Regions from separate parts of the Homo sapiens genome. Here region 2 is linked to region 1. Evidence: chromatin contacts called from ENCODE Hi-C or POLR2A ChIA-PET data. All regions are on one chromosome and are shown on one strand. Each heading gives the region's core, a stretch centred on a gene start or an enhancer-like site at or near the end of the contact. The rest is flanking DNA. Distances are from core to core; before and after follow the strand shown. Region 1 holds the start of FBXL4 (F-box and leucine rich repeat protein 4). Region 2 holds the start of GPR63 (G protein-coupled receptor 63).

Region 1 (7,553 bases), core at 2,391-4,890:
AGATCACTAACGATGGTCAAGAAGGATTCATAGCAGACATGCAAGAATGATTCAACATAAAGCAAATTAATAAATGTGATACATCACTTTAACAGAATGAAGGACAAAAACCACATTGATCATTTCAATAGATACAGAAAAACATTTGACACAATTCGTTATTTTTCTCTGATAAAAGCTCAATGAATTAGGTATAAAAGGAATGTACTTCAGTACAATAAAGGCCATATATGACAAGTCCCCAACAGCTAATACACTGAATAGACAAAAGTTGAATGCTTTTCCTCTAAGAACCAGAACAAGACAAGGATGCCCGCTTTCTCACTTCTATTCAACATAGTACTGGCAATCCTAGCTAGAGCAGTTAGGTAAGAAAAAAATAAGGCATCTAAATTGTATAGAAGTTAAACGGTCCTTGTTTGCAGATGATATGACCTTATATATATAGAAAAACCTAAAGACTTTACTAAAAAAAACTGTTATAATAAATTTAGTAAGTTTGCAGGATGTAAAATCAACATACAAAAATCAGTAGCATTTCTATACACAGAAAGCACACTATTTGAAAAAGACATCAAGAAAACAATTCCACTTACAATGACTACAAAAACAACCCATAAAATAAAATACTTAGGAATAAATTTAACCAAGGAGGTGAAAGATCTGTACACTCAAACTATAAAACCTTGATGAAAGAAATTAGAGAAGATGCAAAAAATGGAAAGATATTCTGTGTTTATGGATTGGAGGAATAGTTAAAATGTCCATACCTACCCAAAGCAATCTACATATTCAATGCAGTCTCTAACAATATATCAATGATGTTCTTCCCAGAAATAGAAAAAAAAATCCTAAAATTTGTATGGAACCACAGAAAATCCTGGATAGAGAAAACAATGTTGAGCAAAAAGAATAAAGCTGAAGTCATCACAATACGTCACTTCAAAATATATTACAAAGCTATAGCAATCGAAACAGCATGGTAGTGGCATAAAAACAGACACATTAACTAATGGAACAGAATATAGAGGCCAGAAATAAAGCCACACATCTATGGTCAATTGCTTTTTTTACAAAAGGTGCCAAGAACACACAATGGAGAAAGGACAGTCTGTTCAACAGTGTTGGCAAAAACTAATGTCCACACGCAGAAAAATGAAATTAGAACCTTATCTCTCACCATATAGAAAAGTCAAGTCAAAATGGATTAAAGGCTTAAATTTAAGACCCAAAACTATGAAACTTCTAGAAGAAAGCATAGGGAAAAGTCTCCATGACATAAGTCTGGGCAAGATCTTATCTTTTTGGTTAAGATCTGAAACACATAGGCAACAAAAGTGAAAATAGACAAATGGGATAACATCAAGCTTAAAAGCTTCTGCATAGCAAAGGAAACAATCAAGTGAAGAGACAACCCACAGAATGGGAGAAAATATTTGCAAACTATTTATTTAACAAGGGATTAATAACCAGAATATTTTATATAAGGAGCTCAAACAACTCAATAGGAAAGCAAAAACAAAAACAAAAACAAAAACAAATAATCCAATTAAAAAATGGGCAGAAGATCTGAACAGGCATTTCTCAAAAGAAGACATACAAATGGCCAACTGGTATATGAAAAAATGCTCCTTATCACTAATCATCAGATAAATGCAAATCAAAACAATGAGATATCTCACCCCAGTGAGAATGGCTTTTATCAAAAAAAAAAAAAAAAAAAAAAAGCCAGGAACAAAAGATACTGGTGAGAATGTGGAGAAAGGGGAACCCGTGTGCACTGTTGGCAGGAATGAATATTACTAGAGCCACTGTGAAAAACTGTTTGAAGATTCTTCAAAAAACTAAAAATAGAACTACTATATGATTCAGCAATTCTACTATTGGGTATAGATCCAACAGAAAGGAAATACATATATCAAAGAGATATCTGCACTTCTATGTTTATTGCAGCACTATTTACAATAGCCAAGATTTAGAATTGACCTAAGTGTCCGCGCAACAGATGAATGGATAAAGAAAATGGGGTACATATACACAATAGAATATTATTCAGCCATAAAACCCTCCACAAAATCCTTTTATTTGCAACAAACATGGATAGAACTGGAGGTCATTATGATGAGTGAAATAAGCCAAGCACAGAAAGGCAAATAATGCATGTTCTCACTCATATGTGGGAGTTCAGAAAGTGGATCTCAGAGACTGAGAAGTATTGGGGGGGTGGGCCATGGGGGAGCAAGGGGAGGTAAACATACACTTAGAAGAAACATACACTTAGAAGAAATAAGACCCGGTGTTCCATAGATCAGTAGGGTGACTACAGCTAACATTTATCAATAGTACATGTCAAAATAGCCAGAAGAGAACAATTTGAATGTTCCTAGCACAAAGAAAAGATAAATATTTAAGGGGATGAGTAACCCAGTTATGCTGATTTGATTACAGAAATGAATCAAATTATCACATATACCCTGAAAATATGTACAGCTATTATGCATCAAAAAGTTGAAGAAAATAAAAATTTTAATTTTTTTGTATACAATGTATATTGCATATCATATATTGATTCTGTTCATATATAAGTAAATATCCTTACTGGTTTGCCTCATTGGAGCATTCAGACAGCAAATAATGTGTAGTTCAACATTTTATTAAATATTTTCCATCTTAGTGGATATTTTGTAACAAGATAAATATGATGCAAACTAAAAAAAGTGCCAAGGGCGGGCGCGGTGGCTCACGGCTGTAATCCCAGCACTTTAGGAGGCTGAGGCAGGTGGATCACAAGGTCAGGAGATCAAGACCATCCTAGCCAATATGGTGAAACCCCGTCTCTACTAAAAATACAAAATATTAGCTTGGCGCCCTTGTAGTCCCAGCTACTCGGGAGGCTGAGGCAGGAGAATCGCTTGAACCTGGGAGGTGGAGGTTGCAGTGAGCCGAGATCGCGCCACTGCACTCCAGCCTGGCGACAGAGCGAGACTCCGTCTCAAAAAATACATAAATAAATAAATAAAGTGCCATACTGAATCTACCAAAAATAAATCAAAATGAGTAAGAGAGGCTGCCAGACCATCTTCTTCATCAGAGGTAATGGTCAGAGGCTTCTGAACGTTGGTATGGAAATGAGCCTGCAGGCAGGATTTGTATGCAGGGAAGAGGAGGTTTGTAAACTAGGTGAATTATACCTTCAGAGTGCATATAATGTATATTATACTTTTCCTCTACGTATGCGTACCAGCCGTATTACCTATGTATCATCTGATCCACCAAGTCTGGACTGAAGAAGTCCTTGTAGGACCACACTACACATGGCGAGCCGGTACTCGGAAGGGATTATTCCGAAGAGGATTTGTAGACACTACCCGCTGTGTATGACCTAGGCCCTTTACACGGGCACCACTGGAGCTAGGAAGCCAGCAGAAAGCTCCTCCCCCTGGCCTGGGAGCGGGCTGTCCGTAGGACCCAGAGCACCTCCCATGGGAGAAACGCCCGGCTTTGCTTCTGGCCCCGCCCCGCCTCCCTCCAGGCCCCGCCCCGCCTCCCCGGCCCCGCCCCAACCCCGCGGCCCCGCCCCTCCTCCCCGGCTCCGCCCCGCCTCCCCGGGCCCGCCGCTCCTCGCGGCCTCCGCGTCTTCCTTCCGGGTCGCGCTAGGCCGGGCTTGCGGCGGTTGTGCCGCATCTAGAGAGTCGGGGAGCCGCCCCCGCACCCAGGCCTTCTCGCGCTGCCTGGTCGCTGGTGAAGCCCGCGGCGCGCGCCTCTCCCGGACCCTGCAGGGTACGGCCCTTCCTTTACTTCTCCCTCCCGTGGGTCTCTGTCTTCTTCCTTTGGCGCCGGGGCGGGGCCGGGGCCGAGCCAGCGCGCAGCTCCGCGCTTTGGGGAGTCTGGACGCCTGGCAGAGGCCCCCGCTGCCCGCCCCTCCCCGCCCGCGGCCCCGCGCCCCCGCGCCTCCGCTTCACGCTTGCGGGGCTTGCTGGGGCCCTTGAGAACTGCTGACGTGCCTCGGGCTCTTTCTACGCTACAGTCTGCCTGCAGGCTGTGAGGCGTCGTTCGGACGTGTGCGCGGCTCAGGGTTGTTTACACCGCGGGGGACTGCGGGTCGCCCCACACCCGCGCTCAGTGCTGCGCCGGCAGCCACGCGTCGGCCACATGCCCGCCTGTGCTTGTGATTCCTGTGCCTGCTGCCTTGATTTCCCTCTGACATCCGATGGTTTTTGCCTAACCAGGCCTGTTTTCTTTCTTCAGGACTGCTACAGGGTGCCCAGCTACAACCTTGTTTCTGTGTTTAGGTTTAGGGGTGCCCCTAGAGTGTGATGATGACCATCTACTTGGCCTCCTTGTCGACATATTTATAACGGGTGGTTTTGGATTTCCTTGATTTCCCAGTAATCATTGCCACAAACCTTCGAGATGCATTCACAGATTGAAATACAGTATACAAATAACTATTATAGAAGGTGAAGATGGTATAAGCCTGTGGTCAGGTAGTTGCGTTGGCAGGATGCCCGTCTGGCTTTGTGCTCCGGAGGGCACATTACCACCAGGTGCAGGGATCTCTGCTTGCTTTGGTCTGTTCACAGACACAAGCTGCCTTTTCTGGTTCTTGCGTGCACTCCTTGGTTTCTTAAGTTCAGCTATAGGTATATATTTTTTTCTTTCAGGCTCACTTCCTGCCTCCATTATCCTGTACCGCATATTGTATCTGTTGGTTGAGTAGAGAGAGATTCATCCAGAGTCATCAGCGCTCCAATAGTCCTTTATCAGATTAAGGACTTGAGGGAAATGTGCATTATGCTTTAGTAGGCACTCTAAAAGTTCCTTGAATTGGATTCTTCTTTCCATACTTATGTTCTGAGTACTAACTTTGTTTTAAACTTCTGCGCCAAAAGTTGGCTTTTCTGAACTCTGCATTTTCAAACTCTTCCCTTCTGTTATTTGAAAATCAGATAAGTCAACTCATTGTAAGATGGATAATTTCTTTACTCACGCCGTGATGAAATAATGCGATTATAGTACTCTGTACAATGGTACATATGGTACTTGCACATATGGTCAGTTAACAAAAACTGCCCCTTCTTTCTTTACTGTGTTAGTCTCATCCTCTTAATGTTGCTGCGGTTAACATTCTCGATCTTAACTTCGCGGATCTAACACAGTGTCCTTTAAAAAAGGCCTTTATCTACATGAATTGTATATAAATATCCACCTCCGTTTTCTTCTAGTATTGTTAATGATCTTATTTATATTTAATGTGAGATAAGAAGGCTCTAACTTTATAATTTTGTTAGTGACTCCATCATCATTTGTTGGAATTCTATTTTTCCCTGCTGATCAGTCCTATAAATACCATAGGCCCTAAATTCCCGTGTATTCTTGGGACTTTCTGAACGGTCTAGTATTCTTTGGCTCCCTGTGGTGATCCTGGCTTCTGTGATGCTCTTATTGCTCTAGGTTTATAATGTGTTTTAATATCTAGGGATTTGAACGATGCCTGGCATATTGTAGACATCACTAAATATTTTTGAAATGAACACATTTAGTGGGGGCAAGTTGATTCCCTTTCTTTACCTCTTGCCTCCCTCCCCCCTTTAAAATTTTCCTGCCAGTTATTGAGATTCATTTATTTTAGCTTGCTTTTTCCATGGTCAGTTGAATCATTAACTGTTAGTAAATAAATCCCTTCTGTTGCTCATTCAGAACTTGCGACTAGAGTTGCTCCTTACAGTTACATAGAGAAGCAGCCTGATTAAAAATCTGCATGCCTTTTGACTTTGCACCGTGTCATAGTAACTGTAGTGTGTCTCTCCCCATCACCTGTGATTTAGGATGTTCTGTACCTGGTTTCTAAGAGAAAAATGGTTATCTAAGAGATAAATGGCTGTAGAAGTGTTCCCTGGGATATGAGGAAGATATCCTCATATCCATTTGTATTTTACCATCACAACTGGATATCTAAAATATAATAAATTTTACACTGGACACTTAAAACTTTATTAGCCCATGAAATAAATGTATGCATTCTTTAAAAAAGATCAAGCAATACAGAAATCCTTAAAGGAGGAAGTGAAAGTGCTGTGTGCCCACCTACCCAGTAACCTTGTTCCATAAAGATGATCACTGCTTGCAGATTTTAAAAATAAATATATTTAAGTCTACTTTTGTTTCATAAATGGCAGTGTACCATCTATAATTTTCTATAGCTTCCACTTAATAATAATTGATAAACATCCTTCTGTGTCAGTGCATATAATAGTATCTTGTCTTTTTTGTAAGTCTTTTGGTATTTCATTGTAGGAATAACCCAAAAGTTATTTAGCCAGTCCCCTGTTGGCATTATTCCAAATTTATTACAAACAGAACTGCAAGGATCATTTTTGTGTTTATTCTGTATACTGTCATGTTTGCATGTTAGTTCATTTCCTAAGATATGGAATTGCTAGGTCAGAGGCTACACATAAGTGTTAAATTATGAGAGATTCTGCCAAAGTGCTCCTCAAAAGTTGTTGGTAAGAGTAAATTTATACAATTTGTTAAAATATTGCTTTTGCCATATCACATTGCCAAGAATTGTCAAGGATCTGAGATCATACCCTACTTGCAAGCTAACAGTTTCATGGAAACTGGCAGAAAATATGAGACTCCTGACTCAGAGACAAAGCACAACAGGAACGGTAGCCAGAGGATCATCTTATGCTGATTTGCTGGAACCCTGATTTCCACAGGGTGATGTGATAAGAGCCCAGTGACACTAGCAGATGAAGTAGGTTATGTTACAGGAGAGGAGTCCTTAGTTTAGGGAACCTGAATCTTTCATAGTGGGCTGCAAATAAAGCTGTCTGATCTTTGCCAGAGAGGGAGACATTATCTTTATTTTCCCACATGGTAAACAAACCTGCCCTCTGTACCAGAGGGAGACATCTCTTTATCTGCCAAGGCTATTTGCTATATAAACACCACTGAAAAGATAAAAAATAAAGGCCGTCAGTGCCTCTACTTATATGATATGCAGAAACTTGAGAGGCCTGCTAAGATGAAATGATTATTTTTTATATTTAGTAATTTTATGGATGAAAAATGCTATTTTATTGTTTTAGTATTGCATTTCTTTGCTTATTGATGAGGTTGACTATCTGTATGTTTGTTGGTCATTTGTATTCGTTTTTACTTGCATGATCATATCCCTTGCTTAGGTTTCTGTTGAAATGTTCCTCTTTTCTAATTGATTTGTAATAGCTCTTTACATATTGTGGCTATTAATGATTTGGTTCACCATTTGCTAGTATTTTCTCATAGTCTATTCTTTAGTGTTTCTTGGGGCTTTTGCTTTATAAAAATCTTTAATATTTATGTTGCCAGTTCTGCTGTTGTTTTCCTTTACGGCCTCTGGGTTTCCACCGGAAGATTATTAAAATACTCTTTGTACACATTCTGTTATCATAGATATAGATTTTTAAAAATGGTTGCTATGGCATACTATTACAAATTTATTTTTCCAAATTGCTGGACATTTTCCTAAAACATTTATTTTGATAAACTGTCCTTTCCCTGTT
Region 2 (7,553 bases), core at 3,348-5,847, 2.1 Mb after region 1:
TGAAGTACATGGTATCTGCTTATCAGACTTGTAGTTTATAGTGTTTTTCCCCCTTTATCTTCGTTGTTATGTCTCTTTGGGGGAATTTAAATTTATGCTACCTTTATTATCTTTCTCCAGCCAAAGTTCAGAAAAGTCTGGATTTACATAGACAAAACAATCAGTCAAAATACAGTGGTCTAGATACTGAATTTCTTGGACAAGTTGTATTTGAAAATGTTTACTCTTTCATACACAAAGGGATTGATTAAATAGGGGAAAAAGTTTGTAAGTTATGAACACTTAAGAGGGATTACTGAATGTAAAATTACAAAAAGCACATCACTAATTACTATGTTTAGAAACTACACTATTAAAAGTTAGGATGAAAATAGCTGGAATTTAATGAGTCATCTGCTAATTATTCAGCTTATGGATTTCTAATGCCACTTACTTCTAGCCTTTCTGCTTTTCCTTAGGGAGTTTTTGGTGGTATTTTTACTGCCTTTTAACACCTCCAGAAACGACTCTATGCTTACAACTGACCATAAAATGTACATGTGGAGAGACACATGAAATATTATGACTCAGGATTCATGCTGTGTTACTGAGGTAAACCATGAGCAGTTTACACCACAGTTGAAGATTTTTCAGGGGCAAATGCAGAGTAGAAAGTAGTTAGAAATCTGCTGACTACCTGGCATGCTATCTATGGGAAGAAACGTAACTTATCAAAGTCAATGTACTCACTGAGGAAAGAGACAGGCTCCTCAGGTGCTAGATGTGTTCTATGGCTCCAACTCAGGGTTCTCAGCCATGATTGCACATTGGAATCACTTGGGCAGCTTTTAATCTCACTGATGTCCAGAGTCAACCCTGAAATTGAATCTGGGTCTCTGAGGATGGGCCCCAGGCAACGGTATTTTAAAAAAAACCTCTCAGGTGATTCTAATGTGCAGTCAGGGTTGAAAATATCCAATCTAGTCAATAAGAGGTGGCATTTACAAGTCTTACTGTGTGCACAGGACTGTGCAGAAAATCTCTTGCACATAAAGAAATTGATGCTTGGAGAGATGTTATTTGCTCAATGTCTTGCCTCAAAACAGTTTCACACCTAGTCTATTTAGCTTCAGAACCAGAGGCTTTTGAGCTTACTGTGAACATTAACCAAAGTAAGACATTGAATTCATGTCATAACTCAGAACACGCATGATAATGAAACACAAGTTTAACAAATAATACTTATTAAGTATGATGCATGCTGATATTTTAATTAAAATAATACTAGTCAAAACTTAGTAAAATGACTTCATGACTTGGAGTTTGAAAAACTTTTCTAAACCATGACAGTACAGGTTTCATTTCTGTTCCTGCAAGTGGCAAGATCTTTTTCCCATCAATGCCTTCTCATTTTGTTTGCTTTCTTGCTTGGAAAATCTTTCCTTTTTCCTCTGCATTTAAAAAAGACCATCTAATTGCTTCCTCGCTAGAAAGTGTTTCCAAGACTATTCCAGTCCATAGTGTCTCATTTTCTGATGCCTATTTTTAATACACGGAGATCATCCCACACTTTTTACACTAAATTATATGATATATTGTGATGTTCTGTAATTGTCTTATATCTTAGATAGTTATGTCTCTTTGAGGACAGTGACTACATTCTATGCTTTTGCTTCTATATCCTTCGAAATGTCTAGCAAAAGCACATGTGTGTTAGGGACATCACAGATACTAAAAAACAGCTATGTACCCTACACAAGTCAACCTTTGAGCTTTCATTTCTTTAGCTCTGAAATGAAAGGGATGTTTTAGGTTATTCTAAAGTCTCTTCCAGTTTATTAGTCTAAATTTCTATGATATATGAGGATTTCTATAAAATGCACAAATGAAGAAAAAAATACAAAACTTTTTTTTTTAGCAACTACTGTAAAAGAAAAGTTCTTGTGTGAGACAAAAAAAGCCTGAAATTTTTTGTCACTTTTTGGTAGGCAAAATAAACACCTTTTCAGAGAGAAAGATAACATCTTTCTCTCTGAAAAGATAAAGTTACTGAAGTTTAAAAACAAAGCTGGGCTCTTTGGCACTTGGATACTGAAATGTGATTATTCGTAGGCCACTTTTTTTTCCCCCAAGTTGAATATATATATATATATCAGGGAATTTCCATGAGCTCTTATCAAATTAAATTGATTGCATAACTAAAAAGGCCTAACAATGAATGTGGGCTTGAGGTACATGGAGGCAGGTTTATAATTTAGGGAAAAATAATTGAATACAATCATGGTTTATATATTGTTTGTTTGCAGGTGGTTTGTGAAATGTCACAAATGTCACTCAGGATCTTCTCAGTGGCTCTGAGGCCAAAGGATGTGGCTGGTTGGCTCAATTACTAGCACCTCCATGACCCATCAGCATTCTCATTCTTCTGATCCTGAGACTGTTGGTAAAGGAGCAGAGAGGTGGTCAGTCCCCTTGGTGACAGTGGTGGTGATGTGTGTATACTGGGGAATGGGGATTGTAGTGGGCATTTATAGTCTTTATCTACTCAACATTCTTTTGCCTTCTTTATTAACAACACTTTAATTTTCCTTTGGGAAACCTCTTTCTTTCTACTCGGTCCCTGTGGTTTGGGTATATATGAAGGGTACATACAATTATTTCCCTTGACCTTTTTGTAGATAAAGGCAAATAACCCCAGCCTGGCAGTGTGCATTCCATCCCATAGTTACAATGGTTAGTTCAGAGATGAACGCAGGATCCACGTGGGTCTGGTGAGACATTCTTCAGCTTGCTTTCTTTCTGATGCGACTAATTGCTAAGGAGGTTGGATGTTAAGACTGGAGATGTAGGTCTTCCCTCTGTTTAGAGAAATAAAACCAGTGCAGTGAAAGCACAATGAAGACAGGGAGAGAAATTGAGTCCTGATGCTCTTTGAGTATCTGGAGTAAAAAGGATTTCTAAGAACGTGTGTGTGTGTGTGTGTGTGTGTGTGTGTGTGCGCGCGCCAGTTCTACTTATGGGATTTATAAACATATGAACCAATAAATTCCAATGCCCTTTGCTGCAGGTTTTGCTAACTCAGTTTGAGTTGTGTGCTGGCCACATCCAACTATCCTGACTTCACTTTTGCTCGCTGATAATCTCCTTTCCCATCTTAAAAGTTTGGTCCAGGCAAGACCATGTCTCCTGCTTTTATTGAGCCCAGGGCTTATTTCGTCTCCATCTGGTTACAGAAGTTTCTTCAACCTTTTGTATAGTCTCCTCTTGCCTTATTCTTCTACAAGTTCAACACAAGTGCTTCTTTCACAGCTGTAGGTGGCAGGAGGCAAAGAACTGAGATGTTCTGGTTCAGTCTCAGGGTAGTGATATGCAAGTGCCTTTGTGTGAATGAGGAAATGCCACTCTCTCCGAGCTTGGTGCTAGGACTGGTGCTCTGGAACCCAGGCTAGATCTTAACTCCAAATTGCCTGCCCACCTCCTCAGACAGAGGACACAGTGCAGAGTACAAACTGCACAACACTATACTGAAGTCCCATAGGTCCAAGAAGCAAGGGTTGGAACTATGAGGTAGAAAAACAAGTCCGTGGACAGTAGCAACCCTCTGCTGCTCATGCCCACTGCTGCTGTGGTCTCTTCCTAGGGTGACGATAGCTGCTGATGCTGGGAGCCTCCTGGGCATCACCACCTGAGGCTGTGGCCTCAGTAATGATCACATATGTTGATAATAGCTGAAAATATCACTTGTCACTGAAAGCAGCATTTTCCACTGTCTCAAGATGATACTTTTTCTGGGGGGTCTTCCTGAGTTGTTTGGCATCTTTACAGCCCATGTGTTGATGAAAGTGAATCGTTTTAGAAATCCAGTGGGAGGCCAGCTGGGGATTGGCCATTGGAAGAGAACAGAGCACCGGGTAAAGGAGGATACCTGGCAATTCTCCCATGCCACACATCAGGGACACCTTCAAGCATTGGTCTAGGGGCCCCAGCTGGCTTTTAGTTATTTCAGTCTTCTGGACGCCTGCGTGAGACCCTCATCATTGTGTTGGAAATGAGGAAGAATAACCAAAGAAGAAACGCGAGTAGCCTCGGGGAACGCAAATCCACTGGGCAGTAGCCACTGGAGGTGCACTCTGGGGGCCCGTGGGAGCGGGAAACCAGGACCCTAAAAGGACTGCCAGGGATTAGGGGCGGGGCGACCGTCTGGGAGCGAGGCGCGGGGTGCAGGGCGCAGGCCAACGACGAGGGTTGCCCCAGTGCCGGGTGGGCGCACTTGCGGTACCCTCGATGCCTTTGCCCAGGCGGAGGAACGATGCGACCTGAGCATAGAGGGGTTCAGGGCAGGGAGCGGTCGAAAGGGGCCGGCGATCCGCCCTGGGGCAGCTCGGGCGTGGCCTCCAGGGATCTCTCCGTCTCTACTTGCCTCCTCCCTCTTTACTTGCCTCCTCCCTCTTTACTTGCCCCCTCCCTTTTTACTTGCCTCCTCCCTCTTTCTCTTCTCTCACTCACCTCCCGGTCTAAAACCGGGGCCGGCGCCTTTAAGAGGGAGCGTTGGTTACCCTGGGGGCGGGAACCCCTCGGCGGCTCGCGAGGCGGCGGCGCTCGTCCGCGATGCTCCTCACTTTCAGCTCCAGCTCCCGCCACCGCCGCCTGTATCGCCGCCGCCGCCACCACCTCCTCTTCGTTGTCCTCCTTCCTCCTCCGCCTGGCAGCGTTGTTCTCTGCAGCGGAGGAGAGAAGTGCTATGTCAGGAAAGTTCCGGGAGGGACTACATGGAGCCATGCTCCCTGGGCTCTTCCGCGGGCGCCCGCGCGCTGCCCTTCGCTTGAGGTGAGGTGAGGCTCGGGATCCCCGGCCCGCGATCCCCGGCCCGCGGGACAGGTAGCCGCTCGGGGCGGGGAGCGCTTGCATCCGCTGCGCTGGGCAGGGCGAGCAGTTTGGCGGAGTGCGGGGAGGAATGAGGCTGGAGAGACCGAAGTTGTGCCGGAGAAGCTTGGGTTTTCGGGAGGGTTTTTGCAGCTGGACTGGAGTTATTTCGGTCGGCGCCACACGGTGGGGACCCGGCGGGGACTCGGTTTCTCCCGGGCCGCCCGCCCCCCTCCCCTGCCCGTCTGAGCGGTTAGGCCTTCTAGGAAAACGGTCGGCTGCAGAGGGGCACCCCATGCCGGCTCCTTTCCTGCTGGGCTGTTCTGGTTGAGAATTCAGTGCTGGGAGTGAGAGGAAGGAGATGAGCTCCACTTGAACTTTTACACGGTGGTCTCGCTGCTTGAGGGCTGAAATTTACCTTGTTTGCGAGAGCGAAAGGTCCTTTCGCGCTCCAACAGTTAAGAGAGGTTCCCTCTTCCATGTGGTTCAGCTTGCGGCGCTGTGTGTTGCATCCTTGGCCGGTTTTCAACGTCGCCCTGATTTCAGTCTTTTCTCCTCTGCCCCTTTTCGGAAACATTCTTCTTTTTAATAATAAAATATGTTGTGGAGGCTCAGAGTGCTTAAAAAAAAAATCCAACAACATATCTTTATGAAAATTTCCCCCAGGGCTTGCCCAAATTTTCAAAGAGATCGTTTAGTCTTGGATGAGACTGAGTCTCGACACTTAGGGAATACAGGCATCCCTATAGTAGCATGCAGGTTTTTAGTGAGGTAGGATGAAGTTTAAACCATATGTTTTTAAAATAGGATTTCTCTTTGTTTATTGGGTGAGCTTGTTTTTCATTATGTCTTAGATTAAGAAGCCTTCAACCAGTTCTAGGAGTAGTGTTTCTAAGAATCATGGATAAAAACCTCATGTTTCTTGCATAAGCTGATACTGCTTCAGACATTCTAATCCATTGACGAGGTATGTAATACGTGTTTCATTTAATGAAACCTAACATAAAAGTACATTTATTGCAGACGTGGATAAGTTTTTTTTCCCACGTGTCCCGTGGGTAAAGGAAGCCCCATTTTCTCACACCCCTAGGTCTCTGCCACACCTCTATTCCTGTTTGCCTTATTCACTCACATTGCCAACTACAAATCTAAGGTGCTGATGAAAAGTCCCTATATTTTGTAAAATGTTGCATAGCCAAAATTTTAGTGACATAATTGATTACATCAATTATGAGCATTCAGATCATTTTGAACAATAAAAACAGAATGTGGGAGCTTATTTAAATAAAAGAGTGCCTTGACGTATTTCTGGTATATGCGTTACGTACAATTTTGTGTGTGAAAAGTATACTACCAAGGCAGACGGGATAGTGTAGGAAACATATTGTTTGTAATGGGAAGTTTTCGAAGAAAATCATCCCAGAATAACCAGTAATACTGTAAAATTTTGTTTGGGATATAGATTTTTATCTCTAAGTACAGTTTTGTCACTTTGCTGTAAAGTATACCAGTACCGAAACTCAAAAAAAGAACCCACCATCTCAAGCATTTTCTGAAAATTTCAGCAAGCTGAACATTCTTGGAGAAAAATTTGCTTAGGAAAAATAAACATAACTAAAACCCCTATGTAGTTACTGTTTTACCTTAAGTTTGCTGGACTGCAAGCAAGAAAGTAAGAATTTAGTGTTCCTAAGTGGATGTGACTTAGTTCCTAGAGTTACTTGAGCACCTTGAGATTTTGTTTATGGTTTATTTAATTTGGGTTGATTGTTTTGTGAATGAGTATTTTGGAAATGATACACACAGAGGTGGATTTGTATATGTATATATCCATATCACACATATATCTATATTTATGTATCCATACTATATATAGTATAACTATATATACCATATCTGTATATGCTATTGAGTATATAAAAAACATGAAAACCATTTAGGGACCTAATAATACATGTGCACCAGGAACAGTAGGTCTAAAATATCAGCTAAAAATAGTTATTGCTAGGGCTTGTCATCTTTTCAGCATTTTAGTCAATATCAGTTAAGTTAAAAAGCACTGGTTTTCAGTATGTTCTCGAACTCTTAACAAGGCTTGGATCAGGGAACCATATCCTAACCACATTTATCTATTCAAATGGATTGAATTACCCTGCCAATGGATAATTGAACCAGGCATTTCTTAAGCTTCAATAGGCAAATTCTAGGTAAAATTTAGTTTGTCAATATAGTGTTTTCTTCTTTTAATACTTCAAAAATAACCTTTAGGACATTCTTCATAGATCTGGGATTTAGAGAGTAGACCTCAAAGGCATGAGAGGCAAACCTTGGGGAAGTTCTGGTACTCCAATTTGTGAAATGATGTCTTAAGCACTTGATTTGAGAGAGGGACCCATTAATGCTTGGAAAAACAATATGTATAAATACAGTGCTCCAGTTACTACAAGCAAAACTATTTCATTCACCTTTGTTATGTTTGTTACCACATTTCACAGCTGAAGCTGCTATATTTCAGCTTATGTATGAAAATTAGAAATGAAATGAAGTAATCTGTTAGGCGGTTTTTTTTTCTTTAATTTGCTAGCTGTTTACCAGAAATGTGTTTATATTTGCTGCAAATCACCTTTACTTTGTTGCAGGTGGCACTTTTTCCTTTTTTTTTTTGCAACTATGACATATGTATATTTAGGATGAGTTCTTAGTGTTTCCTT

What was found. A loop is a pair of places that touch in the nucleus more often than their neighbours do. ChIA-PET counts read pairs that join two places held with the same protein, here RNA polymerase II (POLR2A). Pooled maps may share reads with other maps.
Region 2: a loop to region 1 is called in a map of naive thymus-derived CD4-positive, alpha-beta T cell, with 17 times the contacts of the local background. The contact joins the promoter of GPR63 here to the promoter of FBXL4 in region 1. A Hi-C loop is called at or near these places in 1 of 168 maps with a recorded cell type or tissue (naive thymus-derived CD4-positive, alpha-beta T cell) and 11 of 50 pooled maps. POLR2A ChIA-PET finds 5 or more read pairs at or near these places in 1 of 52 experiments (H1).

What each region holds. Positions count from the first base shown.
Region 1 is chr6:98,944,033-98,951,585 of GRCh38, reverse strand. FBXL4 (F-box and leucine rich repeat protein 4) reads left to right here and starts at 3,640. Exons shown (of 10, transcript NM_001278716.2): 1 at 3,640-3,780. RefSeq lists silencers at 3,219-3,513, 3,811-4,120 and enhancers at 3,246-3,757, 4,561-4,750.
Region 2 is chr6:96,834,521-96,842,073 of GRCh38, reverse strand. GPR63 (G protein-coupled receptor 63) reads left to right here and starts at 4,597. Exons shown (of 2, transcript NM_030784.4): 1 at 4,597-4,806. RefSeq lists a silencer at 5,038-5,087.